2 separate regions of the Homo sapiens genome follow, and region 2 is linked to region 1. A link is an interaction called in ENCODE POLR2A ChIA-PET data of the cell type or tissue named here. Cell type or tissue: GM12878. All regions are shown on one strand.

The links. Peaks named below come from ENCODE experiments on the same cell type or tissue, not always from the same donor. Only the 100,000 strongest peaks of a DNase experiment are listed, where the experiment ranks them.
Region 2: POLR2A ChIA-PET joins it to region 1 with 6 read pairs; 2 of 35 experiments call an interaction of 5 or more read pairs at or near these places.

Annotation. Positions count from the first base shown.
Region 1 is chr1:62,268,922-62,276,921 of GRCh38, reverse strand. KANK4 (KN motif and ankyrin repeat domains 4) reads left to right here. Exons shown (of 10, transcript NM_181712.5): 3 at 1,835-3,718; 4 at 5,333-5,444. Among named protein-coding and RNA genes, the nearest start is that of KANK4, 47 kb to the left of the region's middle. In GM12878, no CTCF peak of the experiment used is centred here; a DNase peak (open chromatin) is centred at 4,731; H3K27me3 peaks cover 182 bases.
Region 2 is chr1:60,857,461-60,865,460 of GRCh38, reverse strand. No RefSeq gene overlaps it. Among named protein-coding and RNA genes, the nearest start is that of NFIA-AS2, 110 kb to the left of the region's middle. In GM12878, no CTCF peak of the experiment used is centred here; no DNase peak of the experiment used is centred here.

The DNA of each region.
Region 1 (8,000 bases):
TCATATAAGTCACTTTCCATTATGGGGCTTCCATTGTCTATATTTTGGGATTCCACAAAGATAAACTGAATGTTTATCATGTGTGAGGCATTGTCCAAAATACTTTATTATTAATTAACTAGTCCTCACAATAGTCTTATTTTTGAGATGGAGTTTTGCTATCGTTGCCCAGGCTGGAGTACAATGGTGCAATCTCGGCTCACTGCAACCTTCGCCTCCTGGGTTCAAGCGATTCTCCCGCCTCAGCCTCCTGAGTAGCTGGGATTACAGGTGCCTGCCACCATGCCCGGCTAACTTTTTGTATTTTTAGTAGAGATGGGGTTTCACCGTGTTGGCCAGGCTGGTCTCGAACTCCTGACCTCAAGTGATCCACCTGCCTCGGCCTCCCAAAGAGCTGGGATTACAGGCATGAACCACCGCACCCGACCGTCCTCACAATAATCTTATTTTACCTGTTATTATTCCCACTTTACAGATGATGAGACATAGGAAGGCTAAGTAACTTCCCCAAGGTCACACAGCAGAGATCTAGACCAGGCTCCAGAATCTGTATTCTGAACCTCTGTACTCTCCATTAACGTTCTCTCCTGAGCTCAATATTTTCAGAGCCTGTTTAGCATAATGTCACAGAGGTAATTAGGGGCGTCACATGAGGAATATTGAAGAAACAAAGACTATTTAACCTGAAGAAGAGGTTGCTTGGCAACAGGCCCCTATGGATGCAGATAGTCGAAGGACTGGCTTGTTTCCAGTGTCCTCTGTTGGAGTCAACAGGTGGATGCTGCAAGGAGATCCTGGAACCTTGGTGTAATGGAGAACTTCCTCATCATGATGGCCCCCCAGGGTATGGGTTGCCCTGGAAAGTCAAGTCCCATTCTTCTTGGAGGATGGATACCAATGTCCCTTTTGACATTAATTGGCCCTTTTACCACCTTTTATCTAGTGTGTGAAAAATGCGATTTCTTTCTTTCTCTCTTCCTTCCTTCCCTTCCTTTCCTTTCCCTTCCCTTCCCCTTCCCCTTCCCCTTCCTTCCTTCCTCCCTTCCTTCCTCCCTTCCTTCCTCCCTCCCTCCCTCCCTCTCTCTCTCTTTCTCTCTTTCTTTCTTCATTGAGTTACTGGCCAAAGTAGGTATTTCCTTACTTGGCATGGGTTTATGAAAGTGAATTTCGTGTTTGTTAAGCACTAGGCAGTTTTCACATGCAAAGAGCGTAGGCCATGGATGATTACTTGTTCCAGCTCTCTCTGATCTGTGCATACCTGAGGCGCAGGCATCTGCACAAGCTTAAATAATGTAAACGGCATAACTCATTGATACCTCCGGCTTTAGCAAGATTTACTTCTACCAATTTGAGTCATGCAAGTTAGGGTTGTTTTTGCAGATTTCTTTTTTACTGCTGAGCCACTTGTGTATCTTATCCTTTAAACCCTTCCATATCCGTAATTGCCAATTAGTACCCTGATTTGGCAAATTCCTGGCTACTTCAGTGCAGCAATTATGTGATTCAAACCCAGAAAAGCAGTACAAGACCATTTGGTTTTGCCAGTCTGCAGGCAGATTCCCCAGTAGAAACCCAGATGACATACTGCAAATTGGAAACCATTCCCTCTCCCTGTTTCCTTGCAGACATTGGCTAAGTACACATTGATTTAATAAGATGATTTTCCAATACAGCCAAAAAGACTGAGCATCTCAGCATAATTTCGAGGCTAGAACATTTAGAAGAAGTCTCAAGTGACAGCGTTAAGTTAAAATCAGAGATATTAGGCCTCATCGCCCTGTAATGCTTAATTAAATTTGTGCTTTTTTTTTTTAACTTGTCTTATGTCTCCCAGCCAAAGACCAGTCCTCTCAGGGGGATGAAGAGAAAGACCCTCCGAAGAGCCACCCTTATTCTGTGGAGACCCCATATGGCTTTCATTTAGACCTGGACTTCCTCAAGTATGTGGATGACATCGAGAAGGGAAACACTATCAAAAGAATTCCTATCCACAGAAGGGCCAAGCAGGCCAAATTTAGCACTCTGCCCCGAAACTTCAGCCTTCCTGACAGTGGGGCTCGCCCCCCTGCAGCCCCGCCCCTCCAAAACTGGTCTCCCGTGGTGCCAAGGGAGGCATCACTTGGGACACAGGAGCAAAACCAGTCACCACCGCTTGGTAATGCCCCCCAGGCCTCAACAAGCAGGAGTGAGGTGAGCTACCACAGGAAGGCTCTGTTGGCAGAGGCCACCAGACAGTTGGAAGCTGCTGAGCCAGAGGATGCCGAGCTCACTTTTGGGAGTGGACGGCCCCAGCTCTTGAGAGCATCCAGCATGCCTGCCACGCTGCTGCACAGCAGGGCTTCTGAGGAGCCAGGCCTGAGCCTGGGGCCCCCTGCCCCTCCTGCCCTCCCTCCCCTTCAGGGTGAAGGCAGTGTCTGTGATGGCACCTTTGAACCTGCAGAAGGATTGGCAGGTTTCCACAGCTCCAGCCCACGAGCATCAACTCGGATTCCAGAGCTGGTCCAGGAGGGAGCTGAGCCTCCAGAGGGTGTGGTGAAGGTTCCAAATCACCTCCCTCTCCCAGGCCCTCCTTTCTCATTCCAGAATGTGCTTGTAGTTCTAGAGGACAAGGAAGATGAACACAATGCCAGAGAAGCAGAGGTGTTGTTCACCCCTGGCTCCCCTACGCCAAGCCCGCCACCTCTGCCATCACCCATCCCTGAGAATGAGCTCCTCCTGGAAGAAATCGAGCTCAACATCAGCGAGATTCCACCCCCGCCACCTGTAGAGGTGGACATGAGAAGCATTGGCATCAGGGTAACTGAGGAAAGCCTGGGCCTTGCCAGGGTGGATCCAGGCAGCATCTCCAGCCTGAAACAGCAGGTCTCGGCCCTGGAGGGAGAGTTGTCTGGAAGAACCGAGGAACTGGCACAGGTCAGAACTGCTCTCCAGCAGCAGGAAGAGGAAATCAAAGCTAGGGAGCAAAGAATTCGAGAGCTGGAGTTCACTGTAGCCCAACTGGAAGGACAGTTTCACCAAGAGAACGCCAAAGACACTCAGGGCCAGACGGACGTGATGGTGAACACTGACCCTGTCCATGGACTCTTGACCAGGGAGTCGTGTGATAAGGGCATTGAAGTCAACCTTCTAGGCAGCATGGAGTCTGAAAGCTGGGGGCACCGAGGAGAGGAGAATGGCCTCCTATGGGGGCCAGATGGTCATAAACAAGGGAATCAGAGCCCAGCAGAACGTGTGCTTCTGCCCCAGCTGTCACTGCCACAGGGACCCGAGCAGGTCCTTACCTCCTCTGTACATAGCTTCCTCTCCACTGAACTCAGGATTGAAGAAGCAGGCACTGAACAGGAAGGAGGCCCTCAGGGAGGAACCAGGGGAGCAGGAGGCTTTCTGTGGGGCAGCGACAGAAAGACTCCCCCAGCAGGGAGGGAGGAGACCAGTTCCAATCTCCCAGGGAAGGAGCACCCGGGAAGGCCACCAAGCTCGCCAACGGATGCCACTATTGGGCAGTATGTGAAGAAGATCCAGGAGCTCCTGCAGGAGCAGTGGAACTGCCTGGAGCATGGGTACCCGGAGCTGGCCAGCGCCATCAAGCAGCCAGCCTCCAAGCTCAGCAGCATCCAGAGCCAGCTGCTGAGCTCCCTCAACCTGCTGCTGTCGGCCTACTCGGCCCAGGCTCACCCACCCAAGGAGCCACCGGCCTCCTCCTCCTCCCCGCCAGTGGGTAAATACCATCAATATAGGGGCCTGAGACAGGGAGCCATTTCTCCTTCACATGATAAGGCAGAGGGAACAAGGTTTTCAATTATATTAACATGTTTTTAAAAAGATTTTAGCAGCTGGGAGCAGTGGCTCAGGCCTGTAATCCCAGCACTTTGGGAGGCGGAGGTGGGAAGATCTCCTGAGATCAGGAGTTCAAGACCAGCCTGGTCAACATGGCGAAAACCCATCTCTACTAAAAATACAAAAATTAGCCGGGCATGGTGGCAGGAGCCTGTAATCCCAGCTACTTGGGAGGCTGAGGCAGGAGAATCACTTGAACCCAGGAGGCGGAGGTTGCAGTGAGCCGAGATCATACCACTGCACTCCAGCCTGGGTGACAGAGCAAGACTCCATCTCAAAAAAAAAAAAAAAGAAAAAAAGATTTTAGTACTTCCAGGAACCCAGTGGAATAAAAACTGATGTGTGTGACAGTGGAGGCTCGGGACCTCTACTCTTGCCTTTGCTCTAAGGTTGGGTCTGACTATGGGCCCACTGCCTACAGCTGTATGGATAGCACAGGGCACAAAGATGCCAGCCAGGGAGGGCAAATGAGAGTTGAAAGCCAGCCCACACTCCATTTGCCAAGCCTTGCGCTGCAGCACCACATCCACCCAGAGGGGGCTGTTCTCATTTGCATTGTGCAAAGGCAGTGTCTGGGGCCAAGAATGGCCCTGCTGCGTGGACTCCAGACCTCTTCCTGGGCTTTTGCATTCCTGTGTTCCTCTCTGGTTCTTGCATAGTAGAGGTTTTCTCTGGCCTGGTTTTGGAGGAGCATTATATTGATATCTGGTATAGTTCACTGAATATTTTCTCTGCGTGCATGTGTGTGTGTACGTGCATGTGTGTGTGTACAGGGGCAGGAGATTAAGTGCTGCTCACATATGGAAATGGGCCCTTCGGCTGAGCAGCACTTCCTGTTGTAACAGATCAAACCCTCTTCACTGTCGGGTAAAGTGGAACCACGTTTTGCTTTGCAGGGCAGCATGCGAGTCTGCTTCCTGCCACAAATCACAATTTGACTGCTTTCTCATTGTTTCAGTGCTAGTTCTAGCCTTCCCCGTTGGGAGCCGCCTCCTGTCCTGTTGAGCACATTGCAAGATCTGTGTCCTTGCTCGTGTATCTACTGTGAGCACGGTGTCATCACCACCCCCACAACCCTAGTGTCAGTATGCACTTGTGAGCCAGGAAGGACCACTGAGGTGCCCTTGAGCAGAAGTGGGTGCTAGACCATGAGTCCAGAGGCCTACGTTCTGCTCCTACACTCCCATTCACTGAGCAAGTCTGGGCCTCAGATTTCCCAGCTGTAAGACAGGGACAACAATGGCACCTACGCCACATGGTTCTTCATCCACACTTAGAGGGGCATTGTTAACAGAGACAGTTCTCCCAACATTGAGCAGAAAGCAAGGCTCCTCCAAGAGGTCCCCAAAACATTGATTTACATGATCTGGTTCCCTGTCCCTCCTTACCTCTCCACACACCTGCAACCCTTGTCCCCTCAAAGCAATATCCTGGTTTTGCTACATTCCCATGCATCCCCAAGATCATTCTAACCTGTGATGTTGTGTCTGCCTAGAGATCTCCCCATCGACCAGCCTTAAATCCATAATGAAAAAGAAAGACTATGGCTTCCGTGCAGGAGGTAATGGGACCAAAAAGAACCTTCAGTTTGTTGGGGTTAACGGTGGGTAAGCATCGCTTGTGAAGCTCAGACTGCCTTTCTTGCTACCTCTCCTGCTATTGTCCTTTGCACTCTCTTTTCCTAGGGGGAGGCATCTGGTTTTCATTCCTCTTCAAGGGAATTAATTTCAATGGCCCTTTAAAACTCCATCTCGGGTTTGCATGCGTTTGGCTTCTTGCCAGCTGTGGTGGTCTGTTGGAACCTCTGCTTTTAATATGTCTTGGCTTTGGTCTTCCCCAGGGCCAGGACTCCAGGTGGCTTCTGGGAGTTTTGGGGGTATACGGGCCCTTAGAGGAAGACATTTAACCTGAACCATAAAACTGAAACTAGTACAAATTCTGTTAATTCGTGGAACTTCAAATTTCATCCATTTAATTTTTTTCTTTCTTTAACTTCCTGCAAGCCAAACCCAAGTGTTTGGGGATGAAGAAAAACAACTAGACTATTGGCTTAGAACATGAACAAAACCTCATATATTCTATAGAATTGAATGTTTGATTTAGAATATTTTCTAAATCAGTCATTCAACAAACATTTATTAAATGCCAACAGTGTGCTCGGTCGTGGAGATTAAAAAGTCAAATAAATAAAGGTCTCTGCCTTTAGCTCACAGATAACAGAAATAAAGATGAAATGCTGATGTGCTGAGATAAGTTTTGTTAGGTGAGGAAGCACAGGATGCTGTGGAAGCCCAAACCCTGAAGGCTGCCCAGAGAGCTCAGAATCCCTGCTAATTTGAGTCACACCAGAAGGGAAGACATTAGACGCCAACAAGGGGAAACATCAGAAATGATGAACTGGGGCCAGTCGCTGTGGCTCATGCCTGTAATCCCAGCGCTTTGGGAGGCTCAGGTGGACAGATCACCTGAGGCCAGGATTTCAAGATCAGCCTGGCCAACATGGTGAAACCCCATCTCTACTAAAAATACAAAATTAGTTGGGTGTGGGGACATGCACCTGCAGTCCCAGCTACTCAGGAGGCTGAGGCAGGAGAATCGCTTGAATCCAGGAGGCAGAGGTTGCAGTGAGCCGCCGAGATTGTGCCACTGCATTCCATCCTGGGTGACAGAGCGAGACTCAGTCTTAAAAAAAAAAAAAGCAAAGCAAAGAAAAAAAATGATGAACTGGGTGTCACAGGAGGGTTGCTGTTCCCACTTCCACTAACATCTGACACGGGATCATGTGCTTTCACAGTTCATGTACAGAAAAGGAGAATCAGCCTAATCTCAAAGCCTAGTATAGGTCACGTCTCTCCCCAGCTGAAACGCCCCCAATGGTCCCCACTCTGCATCCAAATGTGGAAGAACCAAATCATGGCTCTGCCCAGCCTTAGCCCCTGCCACTGCCGTTCCTTCCCTCCCTCCAACAGGCTGAGGTCAGGCCCATCTCAGGGCCCTGGCACTTGCTGTTTCCCTGCTAAAGGCCTCCTCTCCTGGACATTCCTCAGCATTTGTTACTCCAGTACAGTGATTCTCAGCCTTGGTTGCACGCTGGAAACACCAGGGGAGCTTTTAAAACATCCCAGTGTCTGAATCCTTTCCCTGAACACTCTGGTTTAATTAGTCTTTGTGCAGTCCACATACTGGGAATTCTAAACACCCTCAAATGATTCTAATGTACCACTAAGGTTAGGAACTTCTGCTCTAATTAAAGTAGCCACTCCTCTTATCCTTCTATCCCATGGCTCTTTTTTTTTAAATTTTATTCATTGTTTTTATCACTACCTAAATATAATATTTGTTTACATGTTCATTTTCTGACTCTACCTTCTAGAATATAAGCTCCACTAGGGCAGGGACTTTGGTATAGGATTTAGAACTGCGCCTGGCATATAGTAGGTGCTCAATAAATTCCTGTTGAATGAATAAGTGAACTTCCAGGCAAAGTTTTTATGGAAGCAGTTCCAAGATGAGCACTGTTTGGTAAATGTAATATGCCCTCCACTCTCTTAATCACAAACATGAAAGGCTGTTCCATACATAATAGAGGAAGAAATGTCTGGGGTTTAAGTGAGACAGAATGCAAGCATAGCAGGGAGCAGACTCAGTTTACAAATCCATTGAGCACAGGGGCTTATGTAGAGGCCACCATTCAGAGAAGGGTCCTTAGGGGGTTCAATGGAGGCCATGGCCACCAGTCTCTGTGGCTGTGTCCAATGGCCCAAGAACCTGAAATCATCTTACCACCAGCATTCTCCATTAGGGATCTCCTGTTGAATATCAGTAGAGGAGTCAATAAATCTTCCAGGACTTTCCTCCATGGCCTCTGGTCTGCCAACTCAACAGAGTCACTTATAATTGAGCATAAGCGTCACTACCAGGAAAGAGGGCCACGAGTCAAGTGGCCTGTGCTCTCCTTTTTGCTGCTCCAAGCAATAGTTCAAACAGGCTGCAGCAAAGACAGGCAGGTGCTGTGCTGGGGTATCCCACAGAGCACTGGATGTAGGTGTGGAGGAGTTCATGCCTTGCCAAGTGCAAGCTGGGCTGGAGCAGTCTGAAGGGAGGTCTCGGTCTCATCCAGAGATGTGAAGATTTGCAGGCAACTTGGTGAATTCAGGGTGGAG
Region 2 (8,000 bases), 1.4 Mb after region 1:
CCAAGTTCTGGCCGAGATGTCGTAGCAGAGCTGCCATTTGATGGAGCCGTCGGAAGCTTTCCCTGCCATTACGCTGTCAGCAAGCTTCATCTGATGCTAACTCACGGGAGATAAGACACCTAATTGAGAAAACATTTGCAGTGGCATGTGGGGCAACATGTAGTCCGGTCCATACCATATGGAATCATGGGTAAAAAAAAAAATCTCCTTGACAATGAACCAATCTCTCACAGACCCAGTGGCAAGGTGAAGTGGAGATGAAAAGTCTTCTGCTCCTAGCACTGTCTTCTCCTCTCTCCTTTTTAAAAAAACAAGAGCCCACTGCTACACATCAAAGGGAGGTAGTTAAAATTAGGGCTTCATCACTCAGATGATTTTGGTCTGCGGGGTTTTTCCTTTCCTTCCAATAACCAATCCCCCCCTCTTTTTTTTTTTTTTTTTTTTAAGGAGAATAAAGAGATTTAATAGGACAAAGGCAGGTAGTGGACTGCGGAGGGAGATCGCCACAGGCTATTAGCCTAAAATTTCTGCTTGACAGATGGAACTGCTTAGAGACTATCATGCAATGTTTTGGGCTTTTTCCCCCCTATTCACCCCCCCTTCTTTGACTTTAAGTCTGATTCAGTATCTGTTTTTCACAGCCACTTTTCTCAAGAACGTGAGCCGTGCATTTACAAAAATGTTTAGTTCAGTTTTGCTGTCTTACACATCTCTGTTGGAAAAGTCTCAAACTAAATCTGGGAACAACTGAACAGGTTTTCCAAGGAGTTAAAAAAAAAATTTCCAGGAAAAAATATTTCTCTTTCCTTACTTTATTTTTTGAAAATTAACTCATTAGTTAATTTAGTCATGAAGGAAGATAAACAAGAGATGGCAGCATTCAAGTCTCTTGATTTTTGGTTTGGCTGGCATTGTGTTTAGATGTATGATTTATGTGAGTAAATAAATACATTACTGATATTTTACAAGTTCTAACCTATGCTGGGCTAGGCACCACCGATGTTTTTTGGTGTCTTTTTAAATACATTAATTTTGGACTTTTCCATTCTTTGTAAACAAAGCAATCAGTCATTATCAATTCGGTTTAGCACAATTCAGGCTAAACTTGACATGAGCTCTTCCTTAATCAGAGAAAGTCACTTCTGATTTCCTTACTATAACCTAGCCATCTTCTTCACAGGGGTTTTTAACCACACATCCTCTCTTTAGTATGGAAAAGTAAACCACAATATGGACCTACCAATAAGAATGGTTGTAAAAATAATTTTTTTTAAAGTGAGAAAAAGTCCAGACAGTTGCTGCATTTCAAGTAATGTTACTTAGGACTAAGAGGGAGAAAGAAGCAGAGAGAATGACTTGTATTCGTTATATTCTTTCAAATTGTGTGACACTAGGAACTGTAGAAATACCTTTATCAGGGTACCAAACACGTCCTAATTTTCGTGGATGTGCACCAAACACATCCTAATTTTTTCTGAATATAAGCGATCCTTTGATCTCCAAGAACCTACAGTTTTCTCCGCTATGGGCCTTCAATATATGTACTCCAGAATATGGGAGAATTGTCCATCACTATTTCTCAGGGCTGTTGAACTGTGATTATTTAAAAAGTTGTGCATTTACTGCCTAATTATCCAGTGGATTTTTGGTTCTGGTCATATTTTGGACTGAATAATATTTAGATAAACTCATTCAGAGCATATTTTAAGTTCCAAAGAGGTAAATTTGGTGCATTTTTCTTTCCTATTTCTGATCTCTTCCTTAGTAGGTATTATTTTAACCATTTAGCATGCTGTTTTGACAAAAATAACTGTATTAAAGCAAATTTTATCGTGTTGCACCAAAAATATTTCTAACTTAAAGCATGATGCACAGACTGCTTCTAGGAATGAACTACAAATACAACAAATATGGCATTTTTTTTCTTTTTCATTCCTTATTGTAATGGGATTTCTTCTAATAAAATTGGGGTGAGAGGCGATAGCCAGAATTATTATCAAATGTAAATATTGTCATCACTCTTAGGAAGTATCTTTGTATACTTTATTACCTTGGTGTCACCTGTCTTTTCAGAAGAAGAGTCTGCAGTAGCACAGGAAATGTTGTTAGCTTGTGTCCAATGAATACAATGGACATACTACCAGAAACTTGCCCTGAGCTTGCCAATGAAAACATTTATTGCCATATGTAACTGCAGCATCATTAAAATTACTTAGTCTTTCTTAAGTTTATCATTTAGAGAAAGATAAGGAAAAAAGTTGGAAATTCTACATAAAATGTAAAATATCATCAACCAAACAAAAAAAGGAGGAAAAAAAAAAAGAAGAAGAAAAGAAATGAAGTAGCATTCTGTCTTTGAATCAACCAACCTCTGATTCTACTTCATCCATTCCTACTTGCCTCTGACAAGCAGACAAAACAAAATTTCCCTGTTTTAGGGTCTCCTCTGCTTTCTCCCAGGGTATACAGGCACATGGACATCTTGGACTTGTGGGTCCACAGCTTTACAGTTTCTGAGTTTATCCTGCAGCAACCTCTGAAGTTGGAGCTGTTTCTTGTCTGAGTCGCTGCATTTTTGAGACTCAGAACACCCTATGCATGCCCATTATTTATGAATGAATGGAGCACAAGGTAAACTGGAGTCCAGATTTCACTCTGTGAATGATAGAATAGCCGGGAAGATTTTGCAGGAGAGGGCACATAGTTTGAACAAAAAAATGATAAATATTATTGGATAATAGTATTTTAAATCCAGAACAATTAGGTGCATTTAACTTTATCATTGTTCTCTAAGAGGCTGGTGGAAGCTGTCCTTCCCATGCAGCAATCAATCTTTTCACAGTGTGGCCCTTTGTTAATAGCCTTTAAAAAAGATTAAATAAAACATGTTAAATATTGCAATTATTGTGGGAAATAAAATTATTTGGTGAGCATAATGGGGAGCAATTCAAGCATTTAACATGATCCAGGAAATGCTACTCCAAACAATTGCATTTGCTTTATGCATTTTTCCCCTTTGATTGCTGACAGATGCCTTTTTGGAAACAAACATCTAAATGGTTTGCCTTCAGTTAGAAAAAAAATGTAACAGAAAGCGGCTACATGTTTTGAATTTAACTCTTGTCATTTGAATACTTCTTCCCACTGCGCATGAATGAATCCAAGGCAAAAACAGCGCTCTCATCAATAAATAAGCCCATCAAAATTTGGCCTTTCTTATTTCCTTTCGGTATATTTTATAAGAAGTGGGAATCCCCCTAGATAGGGAGTCAGGTGATGAGGACTATTTCCTGAGTAACAATGGGGAAGCATTAGAAAGGGAATTGTCTCCTTATAACATGCAGCCTCAGGCAAAGTGCAAGTCACTTTCCAGCCTCATTCAGGTCATCATGGCCAGTGCTCCCCTAAATAAGCTATCCCCTTTTGCTGAATGGGAAGAACCCAAGAAAACTCAGAGGATGGTGAATTTCCATCTGTGTCATTGCTGCAGTGCATTCCGATAAAGGCCTCGAAGACTCTGCTGTCAACACGTGTACAATAGCAACGCCAAGGAGAGGTTTTGGTTTCTGTTATATATTGCTAAAAGGAGATATGATTTGAAATATTCATGATTTTCAGAGGCTGGGTCGTAGAGAGATTGAGAGCACTGCTTCTGCAATCTAGTTGTCCATATCCAGGCTCTCTTGGTTACTGTGTGACCTCTCCCAGGTTACTTAACCACTCTGATTCTGTGTCCTATCATAATCAGGAAAATGAAGATAATAATAGTTAAATGTGCGCTTGTGTGTGTGCATGTGTGTGTGTAGTGTAGTTAGAAGCAAAGAAATGCATAGGGTACATAGTCCCTGATATGTAATGAGTTCTCAACTGAAGTTATTGTGCTGTTATTGATGTCTTGTTACTATTATTCCCCTGTTGAGGGAAGCCCTCTTTCTTCCCCCTTCTGCTCCTGTGCTGTGAGGGTCAGTTGGATCCCTTCCCTCTGTTCTTCCATAATAACCTGTGCCTTGCTCCACTGCAGCTATTAGCACCCTCTTCTGGAATCATCTGCCTGCTAGTCTGTTTTCCCTCCTAGACCTTGAGATCTTTTTTTTTTTTTTGAGACAGAGTCTTGCTCTGTCGCCCAGGCTGGAGTGCAGTGCCCCAATCTCGGCTCACTGCAAGCTTCGCCTCCTGGGTTCATGCCATTTTCCTGCCTTAATCTCCTGAGTAGCTGGGACTACAGGAGCCTGCCACCATGCCCGGCTAATTTATTTTATTTTATTTTATTTTTATTTTTAGTAGAGACAGGGTTTCACCGTGTTAGCCAGGACGGTCTCGATCTCCTGACCTCGTGATCTGCTCGTCTCAGCCTCCCAAAGGACCTTGAGATTCTTAAGGGCAGGGACTGTATCTTGCTCATCTGAGTAGCTGTAAGGCCAAGCACAGTGCTGGGCAGAGTAGGGGCTCCCTACGTGGTTGGAGAATGAGAATAAAAAGGCACAGGACATTAGCCACTTTGAAATTTGCATCCTTCTATTTACACAGCCTTGTCTTTTACCTTGGCTCAAGCTATTGCCCTCCTGGGACATGATCTCCCTTTCCAAGGTAACACCCTCCTCAGGACGCCAGCTCACAGTGACCCCTAACACGTTTGGTGCCCTGCTGCCTTCCTTATATGCACCATCCATTAGTACTACTTTGCATCAACTGACTGTATTATTATTTGTCTTTGATGAAAATGTGTCTTTCTTTCATTTATTCACCCATTTAATAGCAACATATGTGATTCAGGCACTAAAACTTATTTTCTCTTTCTTTTCAAGCTCTGTTTCTAGGACCATTGGAAATTTGAAAGTCTAGGGGAAGAGCAATTTGATTTCGTATGTAACAGCTCACGTATACTGAGTGTTTCCTCTTGGCCAGGCACTGTTCTAAGATCTTTGTGTGTGTGTGTGTGTGTGTGTGTGTGTGTGTGTGTGTGTGTTTTTCCATGTGAGTCCTTATGAGGTAGAACCTATTATTAACTCCATTTTACAAACAGGATAACAGACTCCAAGAGGTAAAGTGACTTGCTTAGGGCTCCAGAGTTAGTGATGGAAGGAGGATTCAAGCCTTGGAATGATGACTTCAGAGCTTCACCACTCTGGTGTTGCCTCCTGAACCAAAAAAGGAGAGAAGTAACAGGATTTAGCACCTGTTACATGTCATACAGTTTTTAAACACACTTTTGGGTATGATATGTTGTTTAACCTTCACAACAACCATAGGAGGTTGTTATTACGATTTTTAACTTGCAGATCAGGGTCAAAAAGGTAAGAGTCTTGGCTAAAGACACATGCTAAAGAACAAGAGCCAAGATTCAACCCTATGTCCATATAATGAAAAGCCTATGCTTTTGCTATTCCAACCAGCTTGTTCTCAGAAGACAATTTTTATTTTTTATTCATTTTTTTGGAGATAAGATTTATCTGTCACCCAGGCTGGAGTACAGTGGCCTCGAACTCCTGGGCTTGACTGATGTTCCTACCTCAGCCTCCCAAGTAGCTGGGACCACAGTTGTGCACCACCACACCTGGCTAATTGATTTTTTTTTTTAGAGAGACGGGGGCTTGCTTTGTTACCCAGGCTGGTCTTGAACCCCTGGTCTCAAGTGATCTTCCTGCCTTGGATATTTTTTATTTCTTATGTAGAGTTGAATGTTGAGCTTAACAGATATGTATGGCCTTGAATCACCAGGCTCATGGAAAACATGAAATTAGAAATGTACCCTGTTGCTGAAGCTGCAGAAATGTTCAGTTTAGAGCAATGGGTATCCAAGATTAAAAAGAAAGAAAAAAATAGAACAGAAAATAAAAGCTGTATTAAGAGGCATTAACTACTATTAACACCTAGATCTTTCCTCTAACCTTAATCAGGTGGAAAATCCTAAGATGGTGTTCAGGCCATCACCATCTAAACCTTCGAGTCAGGATGTATTCACACGTTAAGTATTGGGATAAAAAGAAGAATCAACACAAAAGGATAGAAAGTCTAGTTCCTCTAAAGCTCTAAAGTGTGAAGGTCTCTGGTGGGAGATTTATCCTTTTTTGATGAAGGCAGCAAAATCCTCTGCACAGGTACATGTCATTACTGGGTGTGAGTGTGGTGACTTAAAGAAACCAGCATTCCAGGTCACCTGGCATGCTTTTCTCACCGTATGGCAGAAGTGAATGCTGCAAAGCTGAAAAGGGCAGAATTGAAGAAAATGCCAGAGGGTCCAGACAGCCCCATCTATTTTATTAATTTGCCCAGAGATTGCTCAGATTTTTGATCTGGTATATATACATATATGTAGATATGGATATATATTTATTGCTCAATCAATCTATCTGTATTGTGCAAGGAAAATATTGATAATTTATTTTTGGCAGAAACTCACCCACAATGTCCTGCAAAGAATCAGTTTTCTTCTTGGCGGCAGATCTTGTGCCTCATTTCCATTTAGAAATTCTTTGACTTTTACTTTCTCTGCATTTTCTGTTAACCGGCTGCCACCCAAGATTGGACTAAACCCTCTGCCCCCTGTTAAAAAAGAAAAAAAAGGAAAAAAAAAAACACATACAACATAACCCTCTAATAAGTATATTCACAACTTCTATGCAAGGCGCTTAAGAAAACTAAAGGTTAATATATTCTAACTAGATGTTGGGTATAGAATGTCAGATCTGTCAAATTTCATTACAACTTGCTGCTCATTGGAAAAGATTTGATTTCTTTTGCCACTGTCCTACTATGTTCAAGTCACAGACTGCCAGCAGCAGCCCACAGAAGACCACAGGCTGGCAGTGAGCGGGCTCGAGTGGGAAACCAGCCGCAAGGACCATCTGTTTCCGATTTCTAGCTGAGCCAAGATGTGCAGTGAAGTGCATTCCATTCACCAGGCCAGCTTCTCCCCTGCTCAAGTTATTAGTGTTACAAGTGAAATTGTCTTTTCCAAACAGCAGGGGAGCTATAATCCTTATGGAACAGGACACTTTAAAACACACACACACACACACACACATGCACACACACACACACACACACACACACACACACACACACACACACCATTCAGATATCTTTTGTTAAAGTTGTGGGGAAGGCTGTTTGTAAATTTAATTACAGCCTTCATGGGGTTTATAAAGTACGTTTTATTAAGCATGATAACCTCTGAGGCAGCAGCATATACATTGGCCTCATTTAGTGTAATTGAATGATCAAATATCTTTAGGATGCTTTTTGTGGGCATGCTTAAAAATGATAAGGATGTATTTAAACCATCTTAAAATGAAATGGCTTTCAAAAGCATAATGGGTTTTTAGGAATAATCAATGGAAACCCTTGCCCAGCTGGCCCAAGTGAGCCAATCTCAAGCACATTGACAGTGCTGAGGCTTGTCAGCCAGCTATTAAATCCCAAGGGGGCCAAATGACTCATATCACCATGTAAGTTGGGAGACCATAATAAGCTGCATGTTTGTTATTTGAGATTGATCTTCTGCCTGTCTCAAGATGAATAATTTTTAGAAAAATTTGGAGGCGAAGTAGCAAGGCCGATTGCATGATAGTGTGATAGAAATAGCAATAGGAGAAGTCAAGAGACCTTAATTAAGTAATGTTATAAACTTGTATTTAGTAACAGGTACTTGCCATCATGCTAGGTGTTCAGGATATGAAGAAGAAAGCAATAGGGGCTGCCCTCAAGGAGCTCCCAACTCTCACTGAGGAGACAGAGGAGCAGGCAAGTACATTACGGTGTGGCAGAACCACGCCGGGGTTCTAGCCTTGGTTCTTCCACATGCTCGCTGCTTGACTCCAGGTTGTCACACCCTCTCCGCAAGCTTCATCTGAAATGGGATGGTGATGGCAGACTTTCAGGGACTGTTGTCAGAAGTAAATGAACTATAATCCACATAAGAGGACAAAAGTCTGTGATAGGCACTTAGGCAGTGCTCAATGTGTGTTAGTTTCTATTTCCTTTTAGTTATTCTTTGAATA